4 separate regions of the Homo sapiens genome follow, and all the other regions are linked to region 1. A link is a contact called in ENCODE Hi-C or POLR2A ChIA-PET data. All regions are on one chromosome and are shown on one strand. The core of a region is the stretch at or near the end of the contact, and the rest is flanking DNA. Distances in the headings are between cores, read along the strand shown.

The links. A loop is a pair of places that touch in the nucleus more often than their neighbours do. ChIA-PET counts read pairs that join two places held with the same protein, here RNA polymerase II (POLR2A). Pooled maps may share reads with other maps.
Region 2: a map of OCI-LY7 shows a loop between it and region 1 (4-fold over the local background). The contact joins the enhancer-like site here to the promoter of QTMAN in region 1. A Hi-C loop is called at or near these places in 2 of 168 maps with a recorded cell type or tissue (OCI-LY7 and naive thymus-derived CD4-positive, alpha-beta T cell) and 8 of 50 pooled maps. POLR2A ChIA-PET finds 5 or more read pairs at or near these places in 2 of 52 experiments (BJ and WTC11).
Region 3: a map of naive thymus-derived CD4-positive, alpha-beta T cell shows a loop between it and region 1 (8-fold over the local background). The contact joins the enhancer-like site here to the promoter of QTMAN in region 1. A Hi-C loop is called at or near these places in 3 of 168 maps with a recorded cell type or tissue (CD8-positive, alpha-beta T cell and naive thymus-derived CD4-positive, alpha-beta T cell) and 9 of 50 pooled maps. POLR2A ChIA-PET finds 5 or more read pairs at or near these places in 1 of 52 experiments (activated T-cell).
Region 4: a pooled map shows a loop between it and region 1 (3-fold over the local background). The contact joins the enhancer-like site here to the promoter of QTMAN in region 1. A Hi-C loop is called at or near these places in 1 of 168 maps with a recorded cell type or tissue (naive thymus-derived CD4-positive, alpha-beta T cell), 4 of 37 single-sample maps with no recorded cell type and 5 of 50 pooled maps. POLR2A ChIA-PET finds 5 or more read pairs at or near these places in 1 of 52 experiments (activated CD4-positive, alpha-beta T cell).

Annotation. Positions count from the first base shown.
Region 1 is chr2:144,330,626-144,335,595 of GRCh38, reverse strand. QTMAN (queuosine-tRNA mannosyltransferase) reads left to right here and starts at 3,084. Exons shown (of 12, transcript NM_001376312.2): 1 at 3,084-3,157. RefSeq lists an enhancer at 2,451-3,028 and a silencer at 2,810-3,409.
Region 2 is chr2:145,409,036-145,414,179 of GRCh38, reverse strand. No RefSeq gene overlaps it. Among named protein-coding and RNA genes, the nearest start is that of LINC01966, 530 kb to the right of the region's middle. RefSeq lists an enhancer at 1,781-1,940. Within about 2 kb of position 2,544, at least 3 of the 41 ENCODE cell types and tissues checked have a DNase peak (open chromatin) inside an H3K27ac peak, as active enhancers do; they include OCI-LY7, where a contact is called at or near this core.
Region 3 is chr2:143,256,729-143,261,368 of GRCh38, reverse strand. All of the region lies in intron 6 of ARHGAP15 (Rho GTPase activating protein 15), which reads right to left. Among named protein-coding and RNA genes, the nearest start is that of ARHGAP15, 130 kb to the right of the region's middle. Within about 2 kb of position 2,733, at least 6 of the 41 ENCODE cell types and tissues checked have a DNase peak (open chromatin) inside an H3K27ac peak, as active enhancers do; they include CD8-positive, alpha-beta T cell, where a contact is called at or near this core.
Region 4 is chr2:143,138,511-143,142,939 of GRCh38, reverse strand. The region is part of intron 1 of ARHGAP15 (Rho GTPase activating protein 15); the gene reads right to left. Among named protein-coding and RNA genes, the nearest start is that of ARHGAP15, 11 kb to the right of the region's middle. RefSeq lists an enhancer at 1,180-1,319. Within about 2 kb of position 1,908, at least 4 of the 41 ENCODE cell types and tissues checked have a DNase peak (open chromatin) inside an H3K27ac peak, as active enhancers do.

The DNA of each region.
Region 1 (4,970 bases), core at 1,835-4,334:
TGGCTTCCTTGTCTATCAATTTAGAGGCTGTACCAGTGAGTGTTGATCATCTTCCAACTCTAAGGTGCCAAGTTCTGTATGTCCTGTTATTGACTCCTGCTACAATCCTAAAGTCATCTTGGACTTCATTCTCATCTTTGATTCTTACATATACTCAGTGAACCCAAGTCTTTCCTTAGTTGCATTTACGACCAACGATTCTTTTAAATTCTATTTGCTTCATCAGAACTGGACAAGGCTATGGTCCCCCTGTCTTGTCCTCCTTTCCCCATTGCAAGTCCACCCAGATGATTTCCTATTAGAATAAATATCTCAGGCTCAAATTTAGGCCCCTTATCAATGATCCTACTCTATTATTTCAGCTAGTTTTCTGTTGTTTCTAAAATGAATCTCCTGTTTTACCTCAGCTGATCTCCTATCTTTTTCTTGGTTATTGATGTGCTTATTTTCTTCTTAACTTCTTTATTTAAGCAATTTCCTTTACCTTTTTTCTCCATAAGGCAACCTAAATTCTAAATTTCACTTTTTGTCCTTTTTTGTTGTTATTGTTAAGAAGTCTTCCCTTAATTTACATGGATTATTTTCCATCTTAAAATTGGTAATTTACAATCGAATCCTTCGTTAGTAGTGTTGAATTATCATTTTGTGTTTCATATTTTACCTTCCCGGTGATGCTGTAATTTTCTTGGCAATAGGGTCTTAATAATTCTTACAATTAGGCAAAGACCTTGTCACCACCGAGGATGAATGCATTTGGTTGGTTCATGGCTCCGGAGGTCTGGCCAGAATTGCCTGGATCATGCAGATGAACCCTGACTGAGATGAAAGTTGTGCAACAGGAATCCTTGAAACCAGTGGGACAAAACAGCTTCGACAGAAATACCTTCCTAGCTAATGCCAAGTGCAATTTTATACATCACTCAGACCATGTAGGCAAAGCTGCAAAGTCAAGGAATTTTGATGTTGAATAGCTTTATATAAGTGTTAAATATTAACATGAGCCAGATGCTGGCAGGTATGTGAGACAGAAAGTCTGAGTTTGAACCCTGGCTTTGTTTCCAATTAAGCTGGGTAATATTGGGTAAACAACTTACCCTCTCTGGGCTTCAGTTCTTAATCAGATTAAAAAAGATTTAAAAATTTTTTTCATTTTAAAATGAAAGGATTAGACTCCCAATTATTTTAAGAACCAGTTTAATTATAAAATTATGTAATTCTATTTTTAAAACAATGAAATGGCAGCCATAAACTTTAGGATTTTTCAGATATTGTGGTTCGATTTAGAATTTTTCCATTTTACAATGGGTTTATCTGGATGTAACCCCATGGTAAGTTGAGCAGCTTCTTATGACTTATGATGGGGTTATGGTTTCTACTGAATGCACATACATTTCATACCATCCTAAAGTTGAAAATATTGGAAGTCGAGGACCATCTGCTGTGTTGCTAGCATTAAATGCAATTTTGGCTTACAATATTTTTAACCTACATTGTGTTTATTGGGAAGTAACCCCATCGTAAGTGGAGAAGCATTTTGTATTTTATTCTGTGTAATAGGATTTACTAGTTTCATGTGTAGTCAGAACACTCACTTTCAGGTTTTGGCATTTACTCTTTTCTGTTTCTCAATTTGTGTGAAAGTGGATGGACAGATGGTTTATTAGGCTTTCAAATGCTTACAATGCTGTTGTTCAATTCAACAATGGTTTTAAACTTTGAATGTCCACACAGAGCTGGATTTTGTTTGGAACGGAAGATAGTTTCGACGCTTCAATTTAAGGATAAGAATGTTTACTCACATAACTTAAAGCAACTTGTGGATATAAGTACAAAGACCTAATCGATTTCCTTTATTTTGGTATGTTTCCTAATTCATTTCCACATCACAGCCTAACTCTTCCGAGTTGCAGTTTTAAAAATGAAGTTACTTAATAAACCAGACATCCAGTTATATTTGCATGTTTTGCCTTCACCAGAGTCATTTAACCTACAACCTCCTTCCAGATACAAAAACCTTTACTTTAGAAAGGATCCTTTACTTCATAAAGGAATTTAACGAAGGGACACATTCCTCACTTTACAGTCAAGAACACCTGGGACTTCCTGGTACTCTTTCTACTATGTATTCTATAAATAAAAGAGCTAAAGTGAAATTAGGTCGCAGCGAAAAAACATCCAACATTTGTGAATTTTAAGCCCCAACAGAAAATCCCATTCCTTGAAATTCAAGTGGCAATGAGAATATTATTGCATAAGGAAAATATAGATGGAACTATGCAAGTCAAATGATGGTCTCCACTGCTGTCGCTTTGCTTTGTGATTTTTAATTACTCAATGTGACTCTCCTCGTGTAAATGGGACCGCGAATATGCAATTATTGAATACTCAAACTGCATCAGAAGTGTGTGGAGTAGTCAGAACCGAAAGGACGGGAAAAATGGAGATAAAGGAAAGCATGAGCCTTGCCAGGAGGGAATCGAGGAGGTCCAGAAGGAGGGATATTAAGAGGCATTGGCAAAGCAGCTGTGGAGGAGCTCCGGGCTGCAGAGCAGGTAGAGGTGTCGGCAAGGGAGCCAGGAACCCGCACAGGGGCCCTGAGGCTCTAGTAGGCCGGGGAGTGGACCAGGAAAGGAGATGCAACGGGCCGGCTGGAAAACTGCACGGGGAATCCGAGGTCGACCTAATGAACAGCACAGACCTTCCAGAAGGAAAGAGAAGGTGACTATGCGAGCTTAGAACAGGACTAGGAGGTTGGGGAAAGAGTACGAAAAAGCTGAAAGGGCGGACAGGGTGCTGACGAGATGGGAAAGGGCGCACAGGGAGGTGGGGAGCAGTGCGAGGCCGGGGGACAGTGGGCAGGTGCGAGGAGCCGAGCCCGCGGGCTGGGGCGGAGCGATTCGCGCGGGCGGGAGCGCCGCTGACTCAGGGACCTCGCGCCAGCGGAGTCCGGGCGGCGCAGAGAGGCGGAGCCTCGATTGCGCGGGCGGGCCGAGGGGCGGGACCAGCGCCTGACGCGCCCGGAGGCCGAGGCGGCCGCGGGCCGGGAGGGGCGGCGGCATCCGCGGCGGCCGCGGGGGAGGGGCACGGCGTCAGCGCGTCGCCGGCTGGGCCGCGCCGGTGGCCAGGAGGGAGAGACAAGGAGGAGGAGGAGGAGGAGGTGAGTAGGCTCCGGGCTGGGGAGCCGCGCGGGCCAGCGGGGAGGCGGGGAGCGCGGCCCCTCCCCTCCCCTCCCCGGCGCCCGCCTCGCGGGGCCGCGCTGCGCGGAGATCCCAGAGGGGCAGCAGCGGCGGCTGCGGCGCGGGGAGCCGGGGGCGGGGGGTGTGGGGGAGGCGGAGCTGAGAGCCGCGCGCTTCCCGGGCGCACGCGCTGCGCTCCCTGCGCCGCCGTCCGCACCGCGCTCGGAATGGGGCGTCACGCCGTGGCATTTTGTGCCTTCTGCAAACTGGTCGTGTTCGAATTGCGTTTTTTTGGTGCCTACATGTCGTGCGTGCTGGTTTTCTGCGGCCCGGCGCTCCGCTTCTTCCTCGCGCAGGCTGAGAGGACGGGTGGGGGCACGTCGCCCTCGCGCGGGAGAAGGGAGGCCGGGCGTCCGGGTTGGCCTGAGTTGGCTGGGGTGCTTCGCCGACCACCAGGCTGCCCGGCGCTTGGCCCCTTGCAGTGCGAGCCCCAGGCCTTCCTGACGGAAAGCTTCGCTTCTGGCTCCTAGTCGCCCTCAGTTACCAGACCTCCCCAGCGCCCCACTCCTCTCTGCCAGCCGAGTGTGAAGACCCTCACTGTGCCCCCCACCCCGGAATCCCTCGTCTGAGGATTAAGCACATAACTTCCCATTTTCATCGGGATCCAGACAATCCCATTCTGTCCAGGTGGAAAGATTCTCTGAATTTAAGTCTTGGGAATGCAGCAGCGAAATTTAACCTTTAGTCCCGAAGTAGTTTTTTTGCCTTCTCTCGCACATACAACTTTTAGAGTCTTCTGACAACTGTGCTGCTTTAGGTTATCTTGAGATTCTTAAGTTAATGCCTTGAGGCCGTGTGATGGGAGTTTCAAAGAGAAGGCTTTTACAGCTTTTCTTCCACCTGTATCGCAGTTTGAAATGGAAAACGTGAGTTGATGATGATTTTCCATACGAGATGGATTTCAGTTTGCAGCCCCGGCTGCCGTGGCTCACTTGGTTATTTGGTGCCTACCCCTGAAGTTGATTTTAAAGCTTAAAATAGTGGTTAGGTAAAGGAGCTGCTGAAAAAGAAGTTCAGTACAATTCAATAGAGCCATTCTATTGGCTTCTATTAACGTGTTTAACCTTAAGCTTTAACCATGACAGGAGTTTCATGTAGGAACCCACATACCAAGTGAAATATTGAATTTTAATTAGTGCGTTCCAGGTCTGACTTGGATTAGATTCTTCTCGGCTCCCACTCCCTTTTGGTATACATTTTCCTTAGGGTCCTGTACTGTATTTAATGAAACAGTTTTAGTATTGAGGATTAGAGGAGTACCTCTTGAATCACGAAACTTTCTTTGACATGCTTGAAAACAATGAATAGGTAAAATCTGAAGCATGATACTTGCAATAAGGTAGGAAATAGTAAATTTTTTAACATCACCAGTTTGCAAAGGTTAAGATGGCTTCTTTAGTCTTGATTTGAAAATTGTGTTGGCATTTTAATCTTATGCATCACAGAAATACAGAATTTTCGATGTTTAAGGAACATTAACAGTATAATCCAATCCCATTATTTTATAGAGAAATTAAGAATCGAAGACAGTTTCTTGATGAGATTTAGCAGGAGCTGAATAGAACTAGTAGTCTTCATTAACTAAACACTTAACTAGGTAATTCAGACCTCTTGTACTAAAGTTTGTTTGATTATGGTACTAAAGTTTGTTTGATTATGGTATCTTAAAAAGCCAAGTAATTAAATGAAATTTTTTTCCTTAATTTATGATTTGGACCCATTAGATTAAAATGC
Region 2 (5,144 bases), core at 1,295-3,794, 1.1 Mb before region 1:
TATTCTTCTTTTCTTTTTTGTTTTTCACAACCCTTTACAATATAATGAAAAATTCCTAGCTACAGGTAAACTATAGTCATTATCAGAGTTTTTAGGAAGAGTTGACAAGATGTCTCAAGATTATTAAGTCTATTGGACAGTAGGTCCCTTGCACTCTCATTTTAAATGCTAAGACAATATAACCCATTACAATGGCTTAAAGATTTGAGGTACTTATTTTTGTGTGTGTGTGTGTGTGTGTGTGTGTGTGTGTCTGTGTGTGTCTGTGTGTGTCTGTTTGTGTTTTCCAAACTGGCATTTCCAAAATTATTTCACAATTGATTTCTTCAGTTATGTTGTGCAACTAACCATGTTCCCAACACACTATGTGAAACCACTCCATGTTGCATTGTTTCTGTCACTATGATATGCAAATTCTAAGATGGTCCCTGAGATTTCTACTTCCTTTTGTACACGCACCCCCTGTGCAATCCCATCCAATTGAATGTGTGCATAATTTGTAAAAATGATTGAATTTTACTCCCAATACTAATTGGGTTGACTAATCTGTCGAATTTGAGTTAATTGAAAGAACAATTACCATTGGTGGACTGGACTTAAATATGGTAAGCCTTTAAAAGAGAGACTAGGTCCTTCCTGAAGAGGAAGGTTTAAAGCAGCAGACACTCTCCTGCTTGCCTGAAAGAAGGAAGTTGCCATGTTGTAAGAGGTCTATGGAGGGTGCCATATGGCAAGGACCTGAGAGAGGCCTCTGGCAGCTGAGAGTGCTCCCTGGACATCAGCTGGCAAGAAAACAAGAGCTTCAGTCATAGAGCTGCAAGGAGTTGAATTCTGCCAACAACCATGTGAGTTTGGAAGAGAATCCTGAGTTACAAAGAGTAATGCTGCCTAAATGACACTTTGTTTGCAGCCTTGGGAGGCATGGAGGAGAGGTCCCAGTGAAGCCAGACTCCAGACCTACAGAAATGAGAAGGAATAAATATGTGTTATCTTAATCAGCAAAGTTTGTGATAATTTGTTATGCAGCCATAAAAAACTAAGACAATCACCACACCCAAATGCCCTTTATTGTTCTTTTTACCTGTTAATTTCATCTTTCTAATCTCACCTTCTTCATGAAGCTTTAAATACAATCTCCTTGCATAATAATCCCACATATCTTACTACCTTTAGCACATATTGTCTGAGCAAGTGATAGAATACGTAGTAGCGGCAACGTTTTCTCTTTGAATCATATCTTCCCAGTTGAGAAAAGAGTTCTTTCAGTAGAGGAACCATCTCCTACACTTATTTATATACCCCACAGCCCTTAAAAGTGTCACTGGTTATAAGAGATACTCAATAAATAATTAACAAATTACTCATAACTTCACTTTTACAATATGTCATGGTCATTATATCACTATTCAAATCATCTCTTATGAATTCTGAAGCACATGGTAAGGAAAAAATGAAGACTCCATAGTTAGAGTCAACTGGCCAGATGACATCTTAGACTTCAAAATACTGCATCAGCAAACTCCAATTTATATCAGTTGTACATAATATTCTTCAGGAAAAAGTATAGCAAAACTTCTGAACTCAAAGCCCATAGAACTTTTGTAAAATTTTCTGGCTATTATATTTGCCAGTAAGCAAGGAGATTTGTAGAATACAACTTTGATGCACACAGACTCGGAAGACAGCTGAAAAGAAGCTAAGGCAGAGCACATGTGTGCTGTTTATAGGCAAACACGTGCCACATCACCCACTACCCAGGTGGACATATCTCCTCTAAAGCTGTAATGGCGAGTCAAGTAACCTGTTCAAAAACCCCACAATCTCCTAACCACAGCCACCTGGCTTGTAATTATAGACTTTATTATAAATAGATATAAGCTTTGAGTGATTAGTTATTGTGTACAAAGTATTCAACCGTGGACCACCTGATTTTCACATACTGCTGTACCTTCTCCTTCCTTTGATGCATCTTGGCTATTAATGGAAAAACACCTGTTTCCTGATAGTTCTCTGAGCTATAGAGACGTACATTTATATAGAAACAGCTGGGAGAAAGGTCCTTGTGAAGGACAACAAAATCCAATTCTTACCATCACAAAACTTCCTCCTGGAGCTGCTGATGGAAGCAGTTAAGCCTGCCTTGCATCACTCCTACACAAGCTACAACAAACAAAGTGAAGCTAGGGAGAGTCTTTAACTACTGTGGAAGGATTAAGAAAATCCTACAGCAATAAGGCTGGGATTTCCATTTGATCCTAGAAACAGAAAACGTTTCTAAACCCACAGGTGAATGACATAAACGGAAAGCCAGGAGCGAGGCTGCAAGTGTTTATTGCGTTCCTCTCACATCTTTTTTCAGCACCTGCACATACCTACAGTCTTTCCTCCCCAATGCCCAGGAGCACGGGACATCCAGCTACACTGATAAACTAGCAGCAGCTCAAGAAAATGAATGATGACAGGAAATGAAAGTGACAGTGACAGTTTGTGGTTGTTTGATTTCTTAAATGCAATGAATGGTGGCCACAGAGTTTCCTGTCAACAAGTGTCTGGATAGAAAAATGAAAAAGCAATCAAAACAGTAACTGACACTTCAGGGCATTTCAGGGAAGCCCAGGGCTCACTGTGCAACAAAACCACCTGCTTAGTGTTCTCCATGGGAACTACCACTCACCCTGAGAGGAATTATCAGGATAAAGCCAAGGTGGGTGGGTGCAATGCCAGCTCATTAGTTTAATCTCCAAGGAAAGGTGGACCAAATGATAAAATTCTGGACTAAATGACCTCTGTGGTCAAATCCAGTGCAATGCTCTGTGGTCAATTCCAGTGTAAAGATTCTAGAAATAATACAGGATGAAGGGGTAGGAAATGTGACCCTAATGCAGATACCATTAGTAATTTAATTATAGGAACTTCAATTAATTTACTTCTCTCTGCCTTAATCCCTCCTCATGTAAAAATGCTACCCTTCCTTTCTGTCTTTAAGCCAGAAATCTGCTAGTTGTATGAGTTACAGGAAGAAGATCCACAATATTAGAGACACAGGGAATTAATAAACAATCGTATACAAGTATCTGGAAAAAGAGAAGAGCACTGAATTTGATATTGAACACGTTTTCTTGGCCTAATGAACATAACTGCATCCCACCATGTTTTCATCTCATCTCTCCCCTGTGACATCCCTACTGTCAAGCCAGAGTTCTTGCCATTTTCTGCTTTGAATCTTGATCTAGCCCTACCTCTTGACTTTATCCCAGTCTGATTTCCACTTCTATCAACTCTATCTAAGTGCTAGCTCCCCGTTCTCCAGCAAGTGGCCCTGCCTATCACCTTCACCCCAATGCGTTCCTCTCCACTCAGAGAAATGTGAACCTGTATCGCATGGTGTAGCCTTTCTTCTTGAAATTCTTCTCTCCTTTTTTTAATCCTTAAAAAAGAAAATGCTTTAGAGAAATATGACTGTAATTAACAACTGACAAAAATATCTGGGCTTGAGCTGAAGTGGGAAATCACAAACGTTAGTTACTTATTTTCTCATGCAGTTACCATTTGTTCTCTTTTCTCAGGGAAGTTGAAAGACCTGAGGTTCAAACTTAATAAGGCCCCATACTGTTTCTAAGAGTATTTGCAACATGTAAAGTATAAGTCAGTGCATTGCTGATATTTAAATTTGTTTTCACTCATCTGAGCTATTACACAGTATGCAATCCCTAAACCCTTCATAATAAAGAACACACATTTCTCAGCCACGAAAGGGAATGAAAGATTCAGCAATTTAAGCTCTCCGGTACTAGAAAGGTGACAAAACATTTATGTGTATCCAATCCATTCCACTGATTTGGCTCCAACATTAGGAGGGACTGCCTCAGGCAGAGACATTTTGCTATATACACATTCTTGGGAATTAGCAAATGGCCCATAGTGATGACAGCAACATCCTTCAAAACACTCAACTTTACTAAATGGATTTCACAAATACATTTTCTCTTTCTGAAGAATGTTTTTTTAAGTCTAACTGATAGTACAAATACTTGTTGCCTTTTTAAAAAGAAAATTCCAAGAAACCAAGGAGTAAGCTATAAACAAATCATTTTCACTTGTGTAAGAATGGCTGTGTAACCTGTGTTCTACCAGTTATCTTCATGTTTTTCATTGATTTTTACAATCCATTGTCCATGGTAAGTTACTCTAGGAGAGTGATGTGCTAAGGAGGTCATGACATGAAATTTAATATTTAAAATACCAGTCTTTACATACCAAATAAGCAGGAAAAATTCACTATCTGAATCATTTTTACTCCTTGGATGGCATGTAAAGATCTCTGGATTCTGGTCTCAATCTTGTAAATAAGCAATTTTGACATCTAGAGTAAGTCACTTAGTTTTTATACCTCCAACTTTCTTTAATTGTACAATGACAAGATAATAAAATAATCCTGAGATCTTTTCACTAAATTTTATTATTGCATCATTTGAAAATAATTTCATAGCACATACTGAAAAATACACTTCCAGAGTTTAAAAGCATGTACTTTACTTTTAAATTGTGCTTAAAATACTTGTTGTGTTACTTGTATGTTCATAATATTATTACTGCCACTACTCATATAAGAAAACATTGTTTAATTTTAATAAAAATGAACTATTACTTCACATTCAAATAACATATTTTGATTTTTTAACAGTATTTTACACCCATTATTGCACAGACTAGCTTTATATGGTTGATGGGTCCAAAATAATTATTCCCATTTTAAAGGTCACTTGTGTCCAAGGACATGCAAGATTTTAGTGGCAAAACCTAGAAATAGGAAATTTTTTGAACTTTGAGAACCACACTCTCTATGTGTAATTTGTATACCAATGTATCTTTCAGATAGCAGTCCTGGCAAAGGAAATTTAAAGAGCTATCATTTTGAGCAGTTCATTCACTTTCTGCCATTATCAAGAGGTGGCCAAGAGGTGCCTTTATGGAATTTTCTGCCTCTACATTTCTCATGAGTCATGACTATGTTTTTCCTAGTTTCCAAGGTGAACATATGTGTATGTAGTCATTGAAAATTTCCAGAGGGAAGGTAGTACTTCTTTTAACACAGAGATGCCTTTTACTTTACATAAATTTAGAAACATAAAAAAAAGCTGCAT
Region 3 (4,640 bases), core at 1,484-3,983, 1.1 Mb after region 1:
GAGTGAGACTCCGTCTCAAAAAAAAAAAAAAAAAAAAAAAAAAGGTCATTCCTCCAAGATACAGCTGTCACTGTCATAAAATTTAGCATAAACAAATACACCATCAAATGCCCCACTATAAAATGTAACATCCAGCAATTACATAGTAAAGGATTTAAGGTGACATCATTCATTACAGTATATGAATGATCCTCCTGACTAAATGGGAATTTAGTGTTAAGTAGCTGTAAAAGCTGCCAAAGAGCAAATGTTATTGAAACAAACATTAGCAACTTATGACTAAAACCTAGGGCATCCTGACCATAGCTACAAGGTTTACTATCTCTATTATGGAGCCATTAGAAACCACCACAGGGTTGTATCCAAGTCTATTAGGAGAATAATTTAGTTGAAATTTTATACTTACAGATGAAAGAGACAGGGATATAATCATTATCGATTTTACTTTCTTTGCAAGGTTTTATTGTTGTTGTTGTTCATATCCTTCCTAAATGTGAGTAGAATGGAGAACAGAGGAAGGATGGGGAATCGAGCCATCTTCCTAGAGAAGATGAGCAACATTCTTCCATAAGCCAAATTACATATTTTGAAGAAGGAATTATTTTTAGTGGTAGAAATAGCTAGTAACAAAGGGAATATCAAGTATGTATTCACAGATTGAAAATCTTACCCACAAATTTAAAAATAAAACCCAAAAGTCTTACTTTCAATATAGGCATTTCCACATTTTCTTGTAAAGGATAATATTAATTCAGTATATAATTCTCCAGATTTAGTGTAATGGTTCTTTGTTATCTGACTTTTACTAAATCAGAAGGCAGTTTAATGATACAGGGAAATATTCACTAGAAACTGAATATTAACTATTAAATATCATCCCTGAGAATTCAGAAGAAAACTTCAGCTTTCCTCCTGGGGCAATTTTAACTCATTATCTCCTATAATCTTCAAAGACTTGTGATCTATATAAATAGCCATTTAAAGGGTCAAGGTTTTCATTACATACCAAGGAGACTTTCTACGATTATTGGAAACTTAAAACCGTACTAAAATTACAGAGATATCCTAATTCTAATTGGTTCTTGTTAAGAATGAGTTAATACACTGATGCTTGAGAATCATCAAAATTTCTTAAATTTTAACTATTTTATTTTCAACAAAAAGTGCGATGTGAACTGAATAATATTTGTCATTTAACTTGAAAATTCATGAAGAAGGATTACGAGTTTCTGAGTCATTAACAATCCTCCCATTTTAATATAACAATTGAATAAATGGGAAGAAATTTATGAACCTCTGTACATTTTCTTTTTTGACATTCTAAATTATATTATTTCTAAAGTCAAATTCAGTGACTGATAACTTAAAAAAATTCATGCTTAGATCCAAATGAGGGATTAAAGCATCTCATGTATATTCTTATTTAAGCAAAATAGCATATCTTTAGATTCAATAAACCTTCTTAATATTTGGGTATATACTTATTTATTTGCCAACAGAAATGAATGTCGATAAAATTCATCAGTCAACAACAGCCAAGAGTAACTTCTTTAGATAAGCCATGTAAAATACACTTTCACATTCAGGACAAAAGATATCCAAGTATCTCATTTCCTCTCCCTGAATCCTCCATTCCACGACAAGACAGGGAGAAAGGACTGCCATCAGATGAATGACATGTAGGGCCAGAGGATGTCCACATTTATATTTTACCACTTAAAGCTCTTCTTTAAATACCTCCCGAGAGCACCCAGTCAAACCGAATCAGAGAAGCCAGTGTTGAAATGCCAAGTAGCCACCAGATGGCAGCAATGCTTTTATGAATAATGCAGCATTCTTTGCAGTCCATCTAAGATTTCCTATGTTAATAATAGAACAATCCTTACTTTAGTAAAAGGACAAATTTGCTCGTAATGAAGCCAGCATTTTTTTCCATATTGCTAGTTACATTTTGTGGGGTTCAATTGTTTTCTAGTATTTGCCCCCTCCAAATATTTATTTTCATATGCATTAAACATTAAATTGAGGTTGAATTTCATATTGATACTGTAGTAGAAAATGCCTGAAGCTTGAAACAAATATTTTCTTTTCTGATGGACAAATAACATCTGTGGTTGTAAATGTTCCAGTATAGCTGTCAAAAGAGAAGGGTTTCACATAATTTTCTGCCACCCCTATCAGTACATCCTACACATCAAAAGAGTATGTTCGTAACCTCCCTTTCCATGAATTGATTTCAAATCTATCGCAGATCTCAAATATCAGAAGCTTGCCTTTTACTTGATCAAGGGCATGGGAATTTTGAAAATGAAGCATTGCTTAAAATTCAACTTCAAGAAAAAAAAAAAGACCACAATCAAGGTCTTTCTAAGTTACTTGGGAAAGGAATCCTCATTATTGGTATTTCCGTTTTCAAGGTGCTTCAGCAATTTGTTAATTTTGCCACTGTAATTTTTTTAGTTTACACTTGTTCACCCAGAAAGTGAGACTGTTAGAATTTCTCCCAGTGCCGGAAATGCAATGTTAGGTAAATTGATGAGGCTGAGGTCAAGAATCTAATAGCTCTCTACTAAAAAGAAATGCATCTAAACCCTCCATGTGAACACCTCTCCCTTGGTTAAGCCATCTCATACCCATCAGTGTTATCTGAAAAGAGTTCAAACAGCTTCCTTCCTGATTTCTCCCCAACATCAACCATTTCATTTCATTGTTTCACTTAGGCCACCTCTCAACATCCTGTTTTGTTAAGATAAAAGAGCAGCCTCCTCCCCTCTTCAAATACCAAGAATCCTTAACTGCCCTGCAGTGTTTTATATCCTTTTGAATTTTTTTTCTGCTAAATGTTTAGTAGTATGTTTAACTCTTACATTGAGAGACTCTATGCATAGATGCCATAAGTGGCCTTTCCAGTTATGCATAAGTGTGGGCATTTTCCTTTCATCTTGAACTTATTTTTCTGTGCATTTCAAGCCTTTGTTTATGGATGCTTGCTTTGTTATTTTCTTATATTGCTTTAAACATTGCTCTGAGGTTTCAGCTTTGCTCACCGCTGCCCAGATTTTCCTCCTGCTCAGTGGCTTGTGGCATATAAACACTGAATACATATATATATATATGTATTTTTTCTCTTGCTTTCAGATCCAGCTTCATTACCTTATGTTTCTAAAAACTGAATAGCGTCATCTATTTATCAGCCAGTGATCCTATGCTATCCAAAAGCACTCAATTTTATTTCATCCTGTGTCATCCTTATGGACAAGCTGTAAAATGTGATACCATTTACTGGCCCCATCTATTATGTACCAGCTTTAGGGATTAAATTGTTCCTTTTTCTGGAATAGGTCTGTTTGCTATTAAAAATCATACACAGCATGAAATACACATGGCTGCTCTCTTTAAAAATAAAAGATATTGAAACAGATATGAAAAAGGATCCCTTGGCTTGAATATTGTCTTGCTAGCATCAATATATTTTCTATACTTTATAAATGAGATTAAAATAACAAGTAGAAAAACCATACACTTGTTGATTCTACCTTACTCCATAAAATTCCCCAGTGGCAGTGGTTTCTTTTGCCCAGGTTGGAGTGCATCGTGTCAAGTCTCAGGTTTGATCTCCATGTGGCTCAGTTAGTCTCATTCTGCTTATGGGAAAACAGAGAAAGTGCGTTGCAAGCCACAGGAGCCCATGGATGGCATAGAGACTACCACACTAGCTCTACCAAATCATCAAGAAACAGAATATGTTCCATGAGAGGAAGGGATTCACAATATGATGTCGGTAAATGAAGAACAGCATGGTGCATTTAGCCTGGTGTCAGACTAAAACCCAGAATTTATTCCAACTGCACAACTCATATCTTTGAGCTCACATAGCCAGCTATTCCAGAAGGCAATGTGAAGTGAGCTATCCAGTTGTCTAAGTTCATTAGATGACGTGCATCCATTCTTCTGCTGAAATGTTAGAAACAGAAGAAGCCAAGTTGACTTTTTTCTTTTGTTTTATGTTATTTTGGAATTACAAAATTTTGGTTCCCTTCACTAATTGGGGACCAAAATGTACTAATACTACTATTTTCAATCTTTACTGTCATCCGGTTGCATGCTGCTTTGATAGTTCAAAAAGAATGAATCTAGTAAGGCAGCATTATGCCCTCTAGTAATGAAACAATGAAGGTGTGCAAATGAGCATACATCCTTGATGTCTAAGGCTTTGACTAGTGAGTTTCACGGGATCACCCAGGCAACATAAAGTTCGTGTTGTTTTCCCTAACGATACACTTAGTTTATAAATCTTAATTCTAGATGTCTAGAATATATTTTTTAAAAAAGTTTTATTATTTCTTAGAAAATTAAACGTGCAAAAAGACAGTGGTTCCCAAGTCACATTATCTGAACCAATAGGCATGTTCTTCATTTGCAGAATGTACTTTCCATCCATCTTCTTGTTTCTGTTTCTCCTTTCATCAGTCAAAGCTAACATGCTCTCTTGATCTCATCTAGATTCTTACAATCAATTTTATTTCCTGTCCCCAGATTCTATCATTTGCACTCAATCTTTATATACCCCTGACATTCATATTCTTAAATCAAATCTCTAATTATAAAATTTTATGCCTCCCTCTGTGCAAAATCTGTGT
Region 4 (4,429 bases), core at 659-3,158, 1.2 Mb after region 1:
GAATTATCCATTTAATTTAAAAATCATTGAACATTTTTCTTCTCTGTCTTGTTTTATTTACTTATATCCTTTGTTATAACTACGTCTGAGACAGAGAATCTAATCTATTAAAGGAGAAAACGTGATGAAATGGGTTATGCAACCAAGCCCCAGCTACATTTCCCCATCTTGTGCACTTACTGGTGGGGTTCTTGTGTGTGTTTTTGTGTGTGTGTGAGCATGCACACATGTATGTGTATTTAAATGGTTGCCACTGTTACTATCACAACACAAGGTATGCAAACCTCTCTTTCATCTCCCTTACAACAGTACTTCCACACATTCTGATCCATACCCTACCTACATCATGCGATTCAAAAATAACAGTTGATGCAAAGACAAATGTATTTGTTATGACTTAGTCAAGTTAAACTTTTAGAGACATCTTTTAATGATTTTTTTTAAAAAAATGCTTTGGGGAGGGTTGGCAGCAGAAGAAAGTTTGTTCTTTCAATTTAGGAAAATGAGCCCAGTCATGCAAGCTAGACAGACACAACAAGGACCTAAATGAAGAAGCTATACATAAATGGATGCTTTTTTCACAGAATAATCTAATGCTCCAGTCAGTCTCTAAACATTTATTGGGATTTATTGCATATACAGAAGTTATTTGGAGGACTCCAGTTCTCTCTAATCATTACCCTCTGCTCCTGCTTTTTTAGGAGCAGCTATAAATTCAAGAAGAGGTGGAAAATCGGCAGACTGCCAACCAAATTCAACCCACAGACATATGTTGTTGGGCCTGAACAATGTTTTGGAATGTTTTGAATCAATTTCCAATTGAAAAATGAGGGTTGTTACTTTTAAAAAAAAACAGAAAAGTATGTCTATATGTCTTCTCTTGAAAATTCATAAAATGTGGCAAACTGATCCAGGTGTGTATGGTAAGAGACAGCTGCGGGTGGACAGCTTCTACATCCTATAGACAAGGCATCATATAGACGTTCTCTTGTCTACAGGTCCTCTCCTACCCACTTATCTTGTATAGATATCCCAACTGGCCTGCAGGCATTCCCGACTGTGGCTCGTAGTGTCAATCACCCCTAGGAACATTGCTCCTCTGATGTATGGGTTGAATGGTGATTGTGCTGCCTATTAAGTCAATATTATTTTCAGTATTTCATTATTTTTAAATCTAAGCTGGTAAGATCGCAAATGAAGAGCAGAACCAGGAGACTGCATTTGCATTTGCATTTGTACTACTGCTTTAGAAAGAGGATCGTCAGACATTCACATTACTTCATTTATTCTTACAATTTTCTCAACATGATCTTAGTTACAACGAGTAGGATATTGTGCTGTGCTCTTTGCTCTTGCTAAGCAAGTTCCCCTTTTCCTCCCTCTCTTTTCTCTGCCTCCTCTACTGTTTCTATTATATTTTGGCAGATAATTATATCCTGCCTTATATTGGTTTCTGTTCTCTATTTGAGCTGTGTGTCTCTTCTGCCCAAATTGACTGTGGGCTCCTTAAAGTCAGACACTGTATTTGTCAGTGTTGTTGCTCTGTATTGTACTTAGGACATTATAGACACTTGGTCCCATGCCTTGCTCTCATTAATTCAATGCCCTAATACCAACTGGTTTCAGAATTAGTACTGAAATTGGTATATTCATTCAGCACTGTCTGAAATCCCCTGTCTTGAACTCCCCCAGGCCATGAGCATTTCCAGCATGTTCAAGTTTGCCACCAAGATTAGAATGACTGTGACTCCAAATCCCAAGTGTTGTTGGATTCCTGTGTTTCCTGCATACCTCTCCACATCTAAAGCTGCCAAATGTATGCACCATACAGCTCATCATGGTCAGGAGAAGTCAGATCACTGCATTTCACCTTCCCCCATCCCTGCTCCAGGGTGTGTATGCTCTACACATCTGCCATGCTGACTGGTCTCCAGGTTTTTTGTCAAGCTGGTTTCCCACCCTGAACCTACTGCCCACTTGCTAATCCCCTTTGCTAATGCCAGACTTCAAACCTAAAGCTCAATGCCAGCTGGCCATAGGATACAGCAAGCTTTCTGTGGACAGCACCATAGCTGGTTGTCTTCCCAGCATTTTGTCAGCACGTGGGTTCCCCTCTGCTGCACCTTGTTCTCATTAAGTGGATGCGCTAACACCAATTGCTTTCAAAATTAGGACTGAGTTGGGATATTCATTCAACCTACATATATAGAATCCTGAGTTGGTTTCCTCAAAGGAAAATTAAACAAAAGAAAGGAAGAAAAAAAAAGACAAAAGACTTCTTTACTGGGTTAGCAATCTATACTCTCAGGACTTCCTAGTTTCCTTTTATATGTTCCCTTCTCAGAATTATTTTTCTAGGACCCTAGTAGATCTGTCTTGTGGACTATCTACCTTACTACCTTACCACTCCATGCAAAAATTTAGATTTAAAATAAAAGTGCATGAAGAGAATTCTACTTTCTTTTCTCTCCTCGTGTTTGCTGTTTTTCTTTGCTTCATTTTAATTTCAGGCATAAGAGTCAGTGGCTGCCTACCTGTTTTTGAATTGTTTTATGTGATAAATATTAATTCTTCATAATTAAAGGGTATTTTTGGTGAGGGTACATCTTGAGCTGCTTGAAGGAAAACTACCATATCAACTAAAAATTGGTAAACAAACAAGAAAAGAGTTATCTCTTCTTCCCTTTGCCCACACAGCTATACTATACTCCCCCACACAGCTGTATTGAGAAAATGAAACTAATAGCAAGAAATTGCTTTTGATGAGTTTCATAATTTTATCATAATACTTAGAATTGAAATAAACCAAAATTATCATAGCATGATTTTTACATCATAGTGAAGAAAAAAAAGTCACTCTTTGATTCAAGACCTGATAAAACAATTACTACTGCTACTCTTACCACCGCGTTTAACCTTTTTAAAGTGATTTACTATGTGCCTCATGCAGGGTAAACATCTTTACATACATCATTTTATATTTTTTCCTTGGGAGGAAACTCACCATTTTACAGATGAGCCAATGCAGACTCAGAAAGATTAAGTAACTTGCCCAAAATATCATACAGGATCTAGCAAGTGGTAGGGCCCAGAGTTGAGTTTTATTTTTTCTGACTTCCCAGCTTGTGCTTTTAATACCACTACTATCTCTGTAAGAAAGAAAAAAGTTCCGTACTAAAATTTGAGAAAAAGTATGTTTTAATGGTTATACCTGAAATGTGTCCTAGCCCTTCTGTGTCCTCCCGCAATTCAATTTCTCCATGCTTCACTGCCTTTTTCTACGAAGTCTACTAAAAGCTCCCACTTTGTCACTGGCTTTCTAGAATTACCAAGTAAAATAACATATGCAAAACGACTTTTAAAATTCTAAATAGAATATAAATAGATGATAGACATTATTACTTGCATTAGTTAACTCAAACCCAACTATCACCCTAAAGCCTTAAAATACATTTATAAGAAGCAAAATAAAGAGGCAAGAGAAATAGCAATATAAAAGCCTGAGACTCTTTTGCCATAATCTAGACAAGACTCAATAGATGACCAATAGTGACCATGATGATACGTGCAAACGGAAAGAAAGGAATAAATGCTGCTTGAGTATGGCAATTGATTGGATGTATGGAATAAGTGGTATGGAATACATGATATGGATGATATCATGTCCCTTAATAATATGACTTCAGGAGTAGAGATGTAATCGAAATTGGAAGGAAGGCAAAAATAACCCTTGGGAGAGGCCATGGATTTAATGTGGGACATAATCAGTTTAACCTGCTGATGGGATATCATAGAGGAAGTATCAAGTGACAATTAGAAATAAGGAACAATTTTGACAGAGACACCAAGGCTAAAGATAGAAATTTAAGGACCGTATTTGAGGAATGAAATTGAAATTATAAGAACGTCAAAAGAGAGACCAAAAAGAAGATGGTTTAGAGCCGTGGCATCCATTAGAAATATAATATGAGCCACACACATGTAGTTTAAAAATTTCCTGTAGCCACATTGGAAAAGTTAAATGAGATAAGTGAAATTAATTTTAATAATTTTATTTAACCCAATACTTCGAAATATAATCAATGGAGCATGATTAAATGCCAAAATATTAATTATTTTACATTTTCGTTATTTGTACTATGTCTTCAAAATCTGGTGTTTATTTTACACTTAATTCATACTAGCCCTTCTTCAAGTGCTCAATAGTCACTTGTGCTAGTTGCTACCGTATTGGATAGGTGGATCTAAGAAGGAATTTTTGAGAATTAAGAGCCAGGGGGAGACATAGAATCCAGAGGAGACCAGAAAAAGAGAAAGAGGAAAGACACCTGCAGTATGGCAAAAACCAAGGCAAAAGAACGTTTTCTTCCTCACAAGTTTTACAACACTTCTGCATAGGCAATATTTGCAGAGAAGAAACAACAGGTTT